2 separate regions of the Homo sapiens genome follow, and region 1 is linked to region 2. Evidence: chromatin loops called from intact Hi-C (ENCODE). Cell type or tissue: endothelial cell of umbilical vein. All regions are shown on one strand. Each heading gives the region's core, and the rest is flanking DNA. Links, peaks and the distances in the headings are about the cores only.

Region 1 (7,598 bases), core at 3,428-5,927, 230 kb after region 2:
AGGACCAAGCCAGTCTTGCTTCTTGCTGAATCCCCACACCTGGCCCAGACCCTGGCTTGTTGTCCATGCTCTTAAGTATAGTCATGTGTCGCTTAACAAATGGGGATGCGTTCTGAGAAATGCGTCATTAGGTGATTTTGTGCAAATGTCATAAAAGTGTACTCACACAAACCTAGATGGTAGAGGCTGCCACACACCTAGGCTACATGGTCTAGCCTGTGGGTCCTAGGCTACTAACCTGCACTTGCGGCACTGTACTGAAGACTGTAGGTGACTGTAACACAATGGTAAGTATTTGTGTGTCTAAACATAGAAAATGGACGGTAAAAATGCAGTATTATCATCTGATGGGACCACCAACTTATATGCGGTCTGTCATCGACTGAAACGTCCTATGGCACATGACTGTAGTTGCTGAACAGGGGCATCAATAAATGACCCAATCCTGAGGGAACGAGTGGTTTGATTCCTGGGGAAGGGGTCGTATCCTGTGTCATCCTGGGGGGACAAATGGATTTCTTGGAAGGCATAGTGCCTCTCAAAGGAACAAAAAGGCCATCCTTGGATGCACTAGGTCCCCATGGGTGAGAGCGTTCGGTCCAGGGCTTCCCAGAGTGAATCTACAAAGCCAACACGCTCAGCGCCCACAGAGAGAGATCCCATACTGGTCACCAGTTTGGGCCACTGAGTTCTGGATCTCCCTCTGAACCCAAGACTTAATAACACACAAAAATAAAGCTGAAGGCCCAGGCAGGAAGGCGTGATGAGCGTTCACAGGGCGGACAGGCTGGGCATGGAGATCCTCTCCCACAACGGGCACACTTTCAGATGCACAAACTCATCTCCAGGCAATTGTTTTCTCCGTGAGTTCCCTTGAAGCAGCCATTTGCGTCTCTTGATCCCACACGCCGATGACCTTGTTAGGTCTTGTTAGATAGATGGAAGACTGTACTTGTGCCCTTTCTCTCTCTCTGGCTAATTACAATTTGCAAGTTGAGGTCCTTCAGGTGAATTAAAACAAGACACTTGACGATTAACTTAAATAACAAATAATGTCAGCTTGGCCATCTGCCGATGGCTGGCCCCCATCCTGACCACAGGTGCCATCAGCAAGAGGATCTGTTCTCTCAGCCCAGCAAGATCGTAAAAGCCCAGGCCAAGAGACCCCGGGACCCCGGAACACCAGTGCCCGGCACAGTAAGGACTCAGCCTTCATGGTAACGCTGCAGTCTCAGGTTGGTGACAGCTGCTCTGCCAGGCCCTTGTGGCCAAAATTTCAGGCCTGCCAGTTTATAAATTTTGTCCTTTTTCACCCAGTATTAAGAAAGCCTGTGTTCCTTGACCTATCACTGCTGTTGTGTCCACGGTTGGTATAAATATTGCCTTCCAATTACACAGAATTTTGAATTTTTGCTCAAAGCATTCGTTTGGTTACTTCACTCTCTTGTCTTTCCAAATCGTCCCTTTTCCCTCATCTGAGATTTCGTCTGGGCCACTCCCCAGGAGAGCAGGAGTGAGATGTGCTCAAACTCCTTTCCAGGACTTGTTACAGATCTGACGTGGGTGGATGGATGGGGCTGGGCCAGGCTAGACCTAGTAAAGGTCAGAGGCTATTGCTGCTGGAAGAGCTTTATTTATGGGCAGGAAGACTGAGGTCCCCAGGAGAGGAGTAGCACAGGGCTGCATGAGGGTAGAGCTGGGTTTGGGCTCACAGTGGCTACCTCCTGCACCAGGGCTCTATGCAGCATCCCAGCCACCCCAGCCACCCGCTCGGGCAGGAAGAGATGGCCAGGCCCCTTCCTGAGTGATCTAAGTTCTGAGCTTTGCAAAGACCCTCCTGGTAGGATCTCAATCTGGAGCAACGAACTGGAAGCCTAGGCCAGACCCCTTGCCATCCTATCGGTCTCCTTGGCTCCATGCCTGCAGTGGCCTCAACTGGCCCATGCCAGCTTGAGCTTCTGGCGAAGTGGGTCTGTTGTTGCTGGTTTCTGTTTGCCTAGCCCTCCTTCCCCTGATCACAGCAGCCCTTAACTTTTTTTCTTTTCTTTCTTTCTTTTTTTTTTTTTTTTTTTTTTGAGACGGAGTCTTGCTCTTTCACCCAGGCTAGAGTGCAGTGGCGTGATCTCGGCTCACTGCAACCTCCACCTCCCAGGTTCAAGTGATTCTCCTGCCTCACCCTCCTGAGTAGCTGGGACTACAGGTGCCCGCCACCACCCCCGGCTAATTTTTTTGTATTTTTAGTAGAGACGGGGTTTCACCGTGTTAGCCAGGATGGTCTCGATCTCCTGACCTCGTGATCTGCCTATCTCAGCCTCCCAAGGTGCTGGGATTACAGGTGTGAGCCACCTCACCCAGCCAGGTCAGGAGTTTTGAGCAGGCATGGTCTGTACTAAAATACAAAAATTTGCCGAGCATGGTGGCAGGTGCCTGTAGTCTCAGCTACTTGGGAGGCTGAAGCACGAGACTTGCTCGAACCTGGGAGGCAGAGGTTACAGTGAGCTGAGATCATGCCACTGCACTCCAGCCTGGGCAACAGAGTGAGACTCCATCTCAAAATAAATAAATAAATAAGTAAAATGTAGCCAAGTTTTGAAAACCACTGCTTCTTCCCCTGCCTCAGGGATGGGCCTGTGAACCAAAGTGGGTCCATCAGAGTCCTTCCCTGGGGGAATTTGCTATAGACAGAAGATGGTCCCCTTTAAAGGCTGTGAGGGGACTTATGTTAGCCAGCAGCACTCAGCCCCGCAGTCAGCCCCTGAGAGGCTGCTCCTGTCCTCAACCCTCTTCCCCGCTGTTCTGGGTCATGTGGAGCCCCCAGAATCACTGAGCTGCTTTCTGGACGTGCATCTTTGCATATGGTATTTCTTTCTCTTACCAGCGCTTCTTTCTCATGAAGTCTTACTTAACCTCAGAGATTCAATGGGCATTGCGTATTCTGGGAGAGCATCCTTGCTCCCACCCTGCCGTGGGCTGGGCTTGGGGCTACTCATCTGGACTCATGCTTGTGTGTTCTTCTCTGAGGGACTCAGCGCTGCCTTGTAATCATCTGTCTGCACACCTGTGCTCCCGCAGGCTGCGGGCTTCCCTAAGGCAGAGTCTGTGCCCTGTTCTGATGTATCCTCCTATGTTTAGCTTGCAATCTTTGCTTCGTGAATGAGTCATTTTTTAGCTCCCAGGAGCACTGGGGGGATCACCTAGCAACAGGGGCAGGAGCAGGAGCTCATCTGCTTCTCAGTGCTCCCAAGAGAGAGGGAGAAAATGAGAGTGGAGAGAGAGTGTGTGTGTCACAAAACAGCGGAGAGAGAGAGAAATGTCGTCCTTTTTAACTAAACTCTCTGTTCCTTCCCTCACTGGACAGACATTTTCTGTGCTCCTTCCTACTCTGAACCAGACAGAGAAAGTTTCTCAGAGATGAGCTATGCAGGAGACAATTAAAATAAAACTATCAGGCCGGGTGTGGTGGCTCACAGCTGTAATCCCAGCACTTTGTGGGGCCAAGGTGAGTCGATCACCTGAGGCCAGGAGTTCGAAATGAGCCTGGCCAACATGGTGAAACCCATCTCTACTAAAAATACAAAAAAAATTAGCTGGGCATAGTGGTGGGGGCCTGTAATCCCAGCTACTTGGGAGGCTGAGGCTGGAGAATTGCTTGAACCTGGGAGGCAGAGGTTGCAATGAGCCAAGATTGCACCATTGCACTCCAGCCTGGGCAACAAGAGTGAAAACTCTGTCTCAAAGATAAGATAATAAAATAAAACAAAACAAAACAAAACAAAACAAAACTGTCAGTCACCTGGACTTTCAGAAGACATAGTGGGCTATTCGCAAAGCGAGATTTTTCTGGTGAGTATCTCAATTACTCACTCTCTGGGTCATGGCCAGGCACTGCTTCCTCAGCACGAGGCACCACCAAAGACCTGAGAAATAGGATCCCTGGAGTAGTCTTCCGACCCCTTGGAGGCCTCTACGAGAATACCTGTTACTTTTCTCACCTGGGAATATTCCAACATGTGTAGCCCTCATACTGCAAACACCATAGCATTGCTTCTGAGTTTTCTCTGTGCGACCCCAAACCAATGTGGTCCCTCTGTCTGTGGGCTAAAGAGCAATCAGAAGAGCCATGAAAAATGACATTTTCTTAAACCTTGTGTTTTGTGAAAACTACATGTTATAGAGCTACCCCCCAACAAAAGGAACTGATGAACAGGAATACACAAAGGGGCTGTTTTGGTTAAGATCATAAATCCAACTCAAAACTAGCTTAAGCAAGCAAGGTAATTTATTGATTGTATCAGAAATGTGTTTGGCTACGAACAAAAACTCTGACTACGGTTGGCATAAATAAAGGTTTTCTTTGTCTCACATAATGTTCAGAGGTAGAGCCAGGCGTGGTGGCTCACACCTATAATCCCAGCACTTTGGGCGGCCGGGGTGGGTGGATCACTTGAGGTCAGGAGTTTGAGACCAGCCTGATGAACATGGTGAAACCCCATCTCTACTAAAAATACAAACATTAGCCAGGTGTGGTGTCCCGTTCTTGTAATCCCAGCTACTCAGGAGGCTGAGGCTGGAGAATTGTTTGAACCCAGGAGCGGAGGCTGCAGTGAGCCTAGATTGTGCCACCACACTCCAGCCTGGGCTACAAAGTAAGACTCTGTCTCAAAAAAAAAAAAAAGTTCAGAGGCAGGCAGTCCGGGGCAGGAGAGAACGCTCAGCAACCCCTCCTCTCTTTCTGCCCCATTGTCCCCAGCCTGGTCTGTTGAGGTTGTGAGGCAGCTGCAAATTCCTAGCCCTTACTCATAGGAAGGAAAAGAACAAAAATAGAAAAATGGAAGGAGGTCCACAGCCAGTTCTGATGACGTTTCTATATCAGTGATCTGTTTCTGCGTGACTAATCATCCCCAAACCTAACAGCTAAAAACCACCACACATTGTCGCTGATGAGTCTATGGGTTGGCTCGGAAGTTTTGCTGATTTGAGGCTGGCTTGGCTGATCTCAGCTGGGCTCGGTCATGTGTCTGTGAAAGACTGGTCTTCCACTGGGACCGTCCGATCTAGGATGGCCCTCTCACGTGGCTGGTGTTGGCGAGTTGTCAGCTGCTGGGATGTCTCCCTTCCACCAGCAGGCTAGCCTGGGATTGCTCACATGGTGACTGGGCTGGGGTTCAACAGAGGGAGCAGACATATCCAAAAGCTCTTGAGACCTAGGCTCAGGCCTGGCACAGTGTCACTCCTCCCACCTTCTATTGCCCCAAAGTCGTGAGGTCAGCTGAGATTAAAGGTGGAGAAATAGGCTGGGCATGGTGGCTCATGCCTGTAATCCTAGCCCTCTGGGAGGCCGAGGCAGGCAGATCATTTGAGGTCAGGAGTTTGAGACCAGCCTGGCCAACAAGGTGAAACCTCGTCTCTACTAAAAGTACAAAAATTAGCTGCGCGTGGTGGCACGTATCTGTAATCCCAGCTACTTGGGAGGCTGAGGCAGGAGAATCACTTGAACCTGGGAAGAAGAAGTTGCAGTGAGCCAAGATCGTGCCACTGCACTCCAGCCCAGGCAACAGAGTGAGACTCTGTCTCAAAAAAAAAAAAAAAAAAGGTGGAGAAATAGACTCTACCTCTCTCTGGGAGGAGCCACAAAGGCACCACGCACTGGGTGGTGTGGATAGGTGTGAAAGTGGAGTGTGGTGGCCAAGTGACACAGTTTGGCTGTGCTGGTTCACAAGGGCACCCTTAGCTTCATCAGGGCTTGGAAAACTGAGCTGTGAGCAGTTTCTGCCTCTATAAGAGAAGCCAGAGGAAAGGGGATCAGAAATGAAGCTGGGGCAGCCGGTCGCCAGCCTGCTACAGTCACCGACCTGGGAGATGGGTGGAACTAGCTGACAGCAGGGGCTCAAACAGGGTCATCTGGGCATCTCCCTCCATCGCTTGGCTCTGCTCAGCTCTGTGCTGTAAAGTGTCAGCTGAGTGAGTCACCAGCAGCCCCGACCTACCTTCTCCTGGCGCCACAAATCCAGAGGAAAGAGGATTTCTTTTTCCCTATTTCCCACCATTGATTGCAGGGAAACCTCTGACTGCTTTTGCCTGGTCAGGCGTCTTTTCCCTAAAAACATCTGTGGAGTCAAGGGCAATGGGTGCCGTAATGTCCAGCCTGGATCATCCGCTGTCCCCTCTGGCTCCTGGGGGGGCAGGTGGAGGTGGGGATCATGACAGACACTCTGCCAAGGCCGGATAGACAGCTGGAGTTGCCCAAAGGGACCAGAACAAGTGAGAGAGGAGAATGCTGGGCACACAAAGCCCACGGCCCTCAGCCCCTGCAGGGGCCACGTAGATGGACAGCTGGGAGTGGTGCTTTTGAAGAGTAGCCTTGGGAGAGAGGGAGGAGTGAAAGCTGGCATGTGGGAGCTGGTTGGTGTTTCACAATGTCCCATGTGCTCTGATGTGAGCTGGGTTGTGGCTGAAATCCTGCATCCTGGGGAAGGGCTGGAGAGCCCTCCTGGAGGGCCCGGGTGCCCCTTGTTTGAGGCACCTACCCTTCCGTCTTCAGAACCACAAAAGCACTTAAGCGTGGGTGTCAAAAACCGTGAATGCCCCGAGAGAGGAGCTGACACCATTTCCACTGCAGCACAGCTGTGTGCCCTGTGAGCGTGTCCAGACCCCAGACCTGCTGCATGGGCTTGAAGCGCCACAGACAGGCACCTGGTACAGAAGGTCGGACAGAGTGGAGAGTTCCAGTCAGCGAGTTCCTCGGAGGGCTGCATTTCAGGGATGCCTAGGGCTGCTCTGAGAAATAGAAAAAGGTTCTGTGATAGAAGTTTGGGGAACGCTGGGTTGAAGAAAGTTCACTTATTCATTCATCCAACAGATATTGATTATTTATTACATACCAGTGTTCTAAGGGCTGTGAGCACGCAAGGGAATAAAATAGACAAAAATCCTTGCTTGGGTTTTACAGTCTAGTAAGAAGATTGAAGAGTTTTCTCTTCTGCAGGACTTCTCAGGGCCTTTAATATACAAATGGGCATCACCAAAAGGGGGTAAGGCAGGCTGTGTTTCCTAGAGTTATTGAACCCCAGAAACTCTTGTTGTGAGGGGGCACTTATAGAATTGTTGTTTTATGAAATAGATTTTGAGAAACACTAACATCATCCAACCTCTTGTACAGATGGGGAAATTAAGACCATAGTCAACGTCGTTGGGCAGAACTGGCACTGGAGCCAATGTCTCCTGACTCATGGCACCGGGCTCTTGCACATCCTTTCCCTTTGATTCCCACCCTCCCTCCCTTCTTTTTCCTTCCTTCCTTCCTCTCCTCCTCCTCCTTCTTTTTCTTCTTTCCTTCTCCTCCTTCTTCTTTCTTTCCCTCCCTTCCTTCCTCCCTCCCTTCCTTCCTTCCTCTTTCTTTTTCTTTCTTTCTCTCTCTTTCTGTCTCTCTCTCTCCTTCCTTCCTTCCTTCTCTCTCTTCCTTCCCTTCTTTCTTTCTCTTTCCTTCCTTCCCTCTCTTCCTCCCTCCCTCCTTTTCTTTCTTTCTTTCTTCTTTCTCTTTCTTTCTCTTTTCTTACTTTTCCTTCCTTCCTTTCTTTTTCTTTTTCTTTCTTTCTTTC
Region 2 (7,598 bases), core at 2,259-4,758:
GTTCGAGCTTCCCGGCTGCTTTGTTTACCTAAGCAAGCCTGGGCAATGGCGGGCGCCCCTCCCCCAGCCTCGTTGCCGCCTTGCAGTTTGATCTCAGACTGCTGTGCTAGCAATCAGCGAGATTCCGTGGGCGTAGGACCCTCTGAGCCAGGTGTGGGATATAGTCTCGTGGTGCGCCGTTTCTTAAGCCGGTCTGAAAAGCGCAATATTCGGGTGGGAGTGACCCGATTTTCCAGGTGCATCCGTCACCCCTTTCTTTGACTCGGAAAGGGAACTCCCTGACCCCTTGTGCTTCCCAGGTGAGGCAATGCCTCGCCCTGCTTCGGCTCGCGCACAGTGCGCGCACACACTGGCCTGCGCCCACTGTCTGGCACTCCCTAGTGAGATGAACCCGGTACCTCAGATGGAAATGCAGAAATCACCCGTCTTCTGCGTCGCTCACGCTGGGAGCTGTAGACCGGAGCTGTTCCTATTCGGCCATCTTGGCTCCTCCTCTCATAATTATTTCTTGAATGTGCGTTGCATTGCAGAATGACTTATGTGGGCTGGGTTTAAAAAATTTACAATTTTCTTTCTTTCTTTTTTTTTTTGAGGCGGAGTCTCACTCTGTTGCCTAGGCTTGAGTGTAGTGGCACCATCTTGGCTCACCGCAACCTCCGCCTCCTGGGTTCAAGTGATTCTCCTGTCTCAGCCTCCCGAGTAGCTGGGATTACAGGGTGCTTGCCACCACACCTGGCTAATTTTTGTATTTTTAGTAGAGACAGGGTTTCGCCATGTTGGCCAGTCTGGTCTCGAACGCCTGACCTCAGGTGATTTGCTTGCCTCGGCCTCCCAAAGTGCTGGGATTACAGGCATGAGCCACCGTGCCTGGCCTACAATTTTCTTCACTTCTTATTAGCCTACCCTCAGACCTGTCCACTGGAGCAAACCCAATTCCTAATGGTCAGTGGTAGGGATGAGGACAAGGCAGGGTTTGCCTTCCATTTGCTTATTTTATCTAAAGACTTAGGCAGAGAAGAGAAGGTATAACTATTTTATAACAAATTCAACTACTTTATTGGTGAAGCAACTCTCAGAAATTGGAACATTCTTTTAAGTCCTGTTGATGAGTACACAGTTACTTTTTGAATCCTGGTGGATTTTGAGTGAGAAGATATGCACTATCTGAATGCTAGCTTTTGTGTCTATTTTCAAAGGGAGATAAAACACTTGCAGACTGAAACTTGTTTTACCTTTCACATAGCAATCCCTCAAATTTAGACAATCACAAACAGAACCCTGGGAAATATAATCTCCAAACCATGTTAGTTTTCAAGGTGCTTTACACTCACTATTTCAGTTGGTTCTCTGGCCAACTACATAGATAGATGTGGACTGTATCCAGTTGATAAATTAGGCTCAGAATACAGGGCTGATGAGAGCCCATTTGGGGCCTTTGAGTGAATTAGAAAAAGACACCCTTTAAAACACTTTACTATCATCTGTTGAAAATTAACTCAATGACTGTACAAATCTAAGATGGTTATAATATGAGCAGCATCCCTAGAGTTGGTCCACGACCTTCACAACAGACCTAGTGGCCCTGCTGGAGAGGCCAAAAGTCAAAGGTGAGCAAGTAAAGGGGCCTGGGCTTAGAACTTTGGCTCAGCCTGTCTTCATCCACTGTATCCTGACACCTCTCCTACTCCTTCTCTTTAATGTACAGCTGAGACTGGGATACCCTTAGACTGAAAGGAAGGACACGGCTATGTAGAAAAGAATTGACTGAAGGGGAGGAGTACTCGTGAACCCCTTGCTTCAGCCTCCCAATGTTCTGAGAGAGGAGGAGCCAGGTAACTGCTGCTAACTGCCATTTCCCCACCATCTGGGCCTAAGGAAGCAGAAGTAAGGCTTAATTAATAGCCAGTATTGCTTGGAGATTCACTTTACTTATTTAAACCAACAAAAAGACTTAAGATTTAGCCTGTTGGAATATGGTTCTAAGAGGCTTATATTTCCAAGAAACTAGTCCTTAGTTTCTTTTGTTCTTTGCTACTTTGTGATCCCTGCTAGAGACAGGCCACTTGCTTTGGGTTACCATAATTTTCTTTTTCTTTTTTTTTTTTGTTTTTTGTTTTTTGAGACAGAGTTTTGCTCTTGTTGCCTAGGCTGGAGTGCAATGGCGTGATCTCGGCTCACCGAAACCTCCGCCTCCCGGGTTCAAGCGATTCTCCTGCCTCAGCCTCCCATGTAGCTGGGAATTACAGGTGCCCACCACCATGCCTGGCTAATTTTTGTATTTTTAGTAGAGACGGGGTTTCTCCATGTTGGTCAGGCTTGTCTCGAACTCTGCCCTCAGGTGATCTGCCCACCTCGGCCTCCCAAAGTGCTGGGATTACAGGTGTGAGCCACTGTGCCTGGCCTGGGTTACCATAATTTTCTAAGCACACTTCCTAGTGACACCTGGCCCAGTTTGACACCTGTGTAGAAGCAATAATCAATGAAAGCATCTTCAGATATTCTAGGCCCATACTCAGAGCCAGCTGGACTTTGATTTGGTATTGGTCCCAACCTCTGGGGTGACATATGCTGTTCTTCATTGATTTTGTTTTTGTATGTTTTGAGACAGACTCTCCCCCTGTTGCCCAGGCTGGAGGGCGGTGGCGCAATCTCTGCTCATTGCAACCTCCGCCGCCTGGGTTCAAGCGATTCTTGTGCCTCAGCCTCCTGAGTAGCTGGGTTTACAGTCATGTGCCACCAAGCCCAGCTAATTTTTGTATTTTTAGTAGAGACAGGGTTTCTCCATGTTGGGCAGGTTGGACTCAAACTCCTGGCCTCAAGTAATCCGCCCACCTTGAGCTCCCAAAATGCCGGGATTACAGGCGTGACCCACCGTGCCCAGAATGTTTTTGAATTATAGAAAACCCCTTGGGTTTGGTGGGAGGGAGTGAGGGTTTCATCCATGACACAGTGACACTTAAAAAATCAGTTTATTCAAATGCACTAAAGGAATTGCTTGATAAATTAAGGACAGTAATACCTCTGGCCTTAGATAGAAATGATTAGAAGGTCCTTCTTAGATAGAAATGATTAGAAGTCCAGAGGAATCTGGGAAGGAATTTCTAAATTTTCTCTTTCCATTGACATAAGGTACCAGGGTATGAAATTCATTTGTCCTTGTATATATGCATTTATTTAACAGATATTGGGTATCTAATACATATTAGAGAATCATCCCTTAGATTATCTTGATAGAGAAAAGAAAAGTTCTGGAGAAATGGTGGAGAGTCATTCCCAGGAATATAGCTTTGTAAGAAAATTTTCCTGGATCAATTGGTAAAGTTTTCTGGAACCACTAGGTGGTGATATTACATTATGAAAATGACATGCTTTCCTTGACACCTTTCAAATAACTGCAGGCCTCTGGTAATTTCTGAGGCCAGTGTCCCCACAACCAAAGAAACGTCTTAATGAGTAAATGAAGAAAAACACATTCCATCATTTACATATATAAATTTACATATGTAAATTTAAATGCTCCAGGGGACTGGTAGTTCCTCGAGAGAAGGGTCTGTGCCTATTGTTTTCATGGTTACAACCTCAGGTGGCGTGTAGGAAGCCCTTGATCAATGCTTGATGAATGAATCCAACTCTGAACAATTTTGATGACCATTGAAAGGACCATTCCAAGAGTGTGGCAAAAAAGGTGGCACATGTCCAAAAGGCCTAGGATTTTGGGAATTAGGAGCTGTTGATGATCCTGACAGATTATCAGTTGGGCAGAGACTCAGGAAGGCAGTATTTGGAAGGGCAGAAATATCAAAAGTGATCTGAGGCACTTATAATTCTTTGTATCCCCTAAGCTTACCTTGGCCAGATTTCATCCTTTAAAAAATACAGGGAGGGGCCGGATGCGGTGGCTCACGCCTGTAATCCCAGCACTTTGGAAAGCCGAGGTGGGTGGATCACGAGGTCAGGAGATCGAGACCATCCTGGCTAACACAGTGAAACCCTGTCTCTACTAAAAATACAGAAAAATTAGCTGGGTGTGGTGGCACGTGCCTGTAGTCCCAGCTACTTGGGAGGCTGAGGCAGAAGAATTGATTGAACCCGGGAGGTAGAGGTTGCAGTGAGCCAAGATTGCACCACTGCACTCCAGCCTGGGCAACAGAGCAAGACTCTGTCTCAAAGAAAAAAAAAAAAAAAGAAAAATACAGGGAGGGTGTAAACCAATAAATTCTGATGTATGTATATGTATATATATATATATATATATATATATATATAGGCAAGGGTTGAAGATAAATAAGGTAGAAATGTCTACTTTATATTTTTGGCCTTAACTATGCCAGTGTAATTAGAATTCCCTATATTTAAAATGGTTCCTTTTACTTATTGAATATATATGTATAAAATTTTTTGGGGGTCTATATTACTTCTTGGGATGGCTTTGCCTTAGAAGGAATCTTCAAAAATCATTTTTAAAAAACTCTTCTCTGCCTCTCATTCATTGTTTTATTTGCTCATTCATTTATTTGCTATAAATTCATTCATTCCTCAAATATTTATTGAGCACCTATTATGTACAAAGCAGTGGTCAAGTTTGTGTGATCATCTTTGACCTTTTCTTTTTATGGTCCATCTGAATTCGGTTAATTAGCAAGTCATATTAGGTGCAGCATCCAAATCTATCCACTTCTCTCTGCTTTTTCTGCTATTACCCTAGTCCAGGTCTCTGTCTTCTTGCATCTGGATTATTGCATTACCCCTAGTCTTTTTTTTTTTTTTTTTTTGAGACAGGGTCCCGCTCTGTTGCCCAGGCTGCCAGGTTGGAGTGCAGTGGCACCATCACAGATCACTGCAGCCTCGACCTCCTGGGTTCAAGCTATTCCCCCATCTCAGCCTCATGAGTAGCTGGGATTACATGTGTGTGCCACCATGCCCAGCTATTTTTTATATTTTTTGTAGACATGGGGTTTTGTCATGTTGCCCAGGCTGATCTCAAACTCCTGGGCTCAAGCCATCCTCCTGCCTCAACCTTCCAAAGTACTGTGATTATAGGGATGAGCCACCATGCCAAGCCTAACCCCTGATCTTTACCCCGACCATCCATTCTTCCATCTTTCCACCATGTGAATATCATGATACATCTTTCCTTAAAACTCTCCTTTCCCCTTAGGATCAAGCCTAACCTCTTTCACTTGGTTTACAAGCCTCACAAGGCAGGGCTATGACCTGGCTTCTCTCCCCCCAGCCCCATTGCCACTCACTCTCACCTTGTTCTATGTGCTCTAGCCAAGACTTTTTTCTTTAGGTTCTTCTAATGAACCATGTCCTCTCTTACCTTCTGACTTTTTTTTTGGTACTTTTTCTTCGACTTCTTCTTCCCCCTTCTGCCTGGCTATTTTCTACTCATTCTTTAGGTCTCAGCTTACATATGACTTATTTGGGAATAAGCTTTTTCTGACCACTGTCAAGATGAAGTTCTCCTCTTTCACTTTTTCTCTCATAGCCACTATTGGGGTTCACAGCTTGTCTGTTGCCACCCTCTACTGCCAGACTGACTTCTGCGAGTGGCAGAGCTCTCTCTGTCTTCACTATATAAATATCCGGCACCTCACTGAGTGCCTGGCCCACTGTAAGTGCTTAATAATATATGTTGAATGAGTGAATAAATGAAAAAATATATATGATGTGTCTTCTTTCTTCAGTGTACTTATAATCCAGCAGTGTGAGGTAAGTGGTACAAAGAAAGAACTACAGTGATGAGAAGAAGGAGAGGTCACTTTGGATATTACCATTTAAGGCTGGGTTGGGTTTTGGCAAGTGAAGATGTTTGTGGAGGTGGCGTTTGAAGTGGAGGGAAGTGACATAGGTGGGAAAAGTTTGGGGAGCAGGCAAGGAGCATAGTGTTCCTATCTCAGAAGAGTAGGAGTGGGACTGAAGACAGCTTGTGACTAGATTGTGCAGGGCCTCGACTCTGATAGCCAATGGGAAGACATTGATGGCTTCTGAATCAGGGAGTGATAGCACTAAATCAATGCCTTAGAAAATGCTAATCTAATGGCAGAGTGAAACATGAATTGGAGAGAGAACAGCAAGACCAGTTAGGAGGCTATCATAGAAATCAAGATGGGAGGTGATCAGGGCCTGAATTATGTAGATGTCAATAAGAATGGAGACAAAAGGATACTATGCAAAGGAAGAATGAACCAGAACCCGGAAACCAGAAAGGAAGAGTGAGGGAAAGGGAGGAGTGAGGTGCTTTATTATCGGAAATGTGAAGTCAAGAGGAAGAACCAATTTAAGGAAAGATAGAGATCATTAATCAAACCTTTACAATGAAATTGTGGTTATATATACATTTTACTTATGAGAATTCCGTCAATGTGTGGGGTTAAAATGAAAGCCCAAGTGGGAGGGAGTGACAAAGAAGATGCACTGCAACTAATGGGAGCTGTTCCAGTTCTTCCACTCTGAAAATACGTCCCAGAGGGAGTGTGAGATGGGGAAGGTCAAGTTGCTGTTCCTCATTTTATGTCAACCATGTGTATTTTATGGTTGACATAGGGATTATTTAAGGATAACTGTGGTTATTCATGATTTATGTCTTATACACTGATTTTAGAACCAAATTCCCAAGCCAGATTTTGCTTTTTATTTATTTATTTTTAATTTTATTTTTTGAGACAGAGTCTCACTCTGTTGCCCAGGCTGGAGTGCAGTGGCTCAGTCTTGGCTCACTGCAACCTCTGCCTCCCAGGTTCAAGTGATTCTCCTGCCTCAGCCTCCTGAGTAGCTGGGACTACAGGTGCCCGCCCCCACTCTTGGCTAATTTTTTTGTATTTTTAGTAGAGATGGGGTTTCACCATGTTGGCCAGGCTGGTCTTGAACTCCTGACCTCAGGTGATCTGCCCACCTCGGCCTCCCAAAGTGCTGGGATTATAGGCATGAGCCACCATGCCTGGCCAGATTTTGCTTTTTATTTTTATTTTATTTATTTTTACTTTTTTGAGACAGAGTCTCGCTCTGTTGCCCAGGCTGGAGTGCAGTGCCGTGATCTCGGCTCACTGCAACCTCGCCTCCCGGGTTCAAGTGATTTTCCTGCCTCAGCCTCCTGAGTATTTGGGACTACAGGCACATGCCACCATGCCAGCTAAATTTTTTTTTGTATTTTTAGTAGAGACGGGGTTTCACCGTATTAGCCAGAATGGTCTCGATCTCCTGACCTCGTGATCCACCCGCCTTGGCCTCCCAAAGTGCTGGGATTACAGGCATGAGCCACCGTGCCTGGCCAGATTTTGCTTTTTAAAGCATGTGCCAGGCCCCAGGCTTGGCAGTAGGCAGATACTAAGAAAACACGTCAGTCACTGCATTGGAGCTGCTCACAGTCTAGTTGGGTAGAAAGATATGGAAGCAGACAGTGAGCACTACAGTCTAGGTGAGCAGTCAGAGAGAAGGGTGGAGGCAGAGGGAAAGGAGACTGGTGGCTGGTGTGTCAAGGCAGAGGTGGTGCTGGGCCCTGGGAATGGAGAGAGATCTAGGAGTCGTTAGAACAGGTGAGCGCAGCAATAGGCGTGCATGAGCTCTCAGAGGGAAAGAATATTGAGGAGGGAAGA

The links. Peaks named below come from ENCODE experiments on the same cell type or tissue, not always from the same donor. Only the 100,000 strongest peaks of a DNase experiment are listed, where the experiment ranks them.
Region 1: it touches region 2 in a loop (3-fold over the local background); 7 of 110 quality-filtered maps call a loop at or near these places.

The regions. Positions count from the first base shown.
Region 1 is chr9:113,670,767-113,678,364 of GRCh38, forward strand. The region is part of intron 2 of LOC105376223 (a long non-coding RNA gene); the gene reads left to right. Among named protein-coding and RNA genes, the nearest start is that of ZNF618, 200 kb to the right of the region's middle. In endothelial cell of umbilical vein, for the core only: no CTCF peak of the experiment used is centred there; DNase peaks (open chromatin) are centred at 3,875 and 4,865; H3K27ac peaks cover 2,192 bases.
Region 2 is chr9:113,443,096-113,450,693 of GRCh38, forward strand. It overlaps a transcript of RGS3 not described here. Among named protein-coding and RNA genes, the nearest start is that of RGS3, 17 kb to the right of the region's middle. In endothelial cell of umbilical vein, for the core only: a CTCF peak has its summit at 3,354 (motif pointing right); a DNase peak (open chromatin) is centred at 3,366.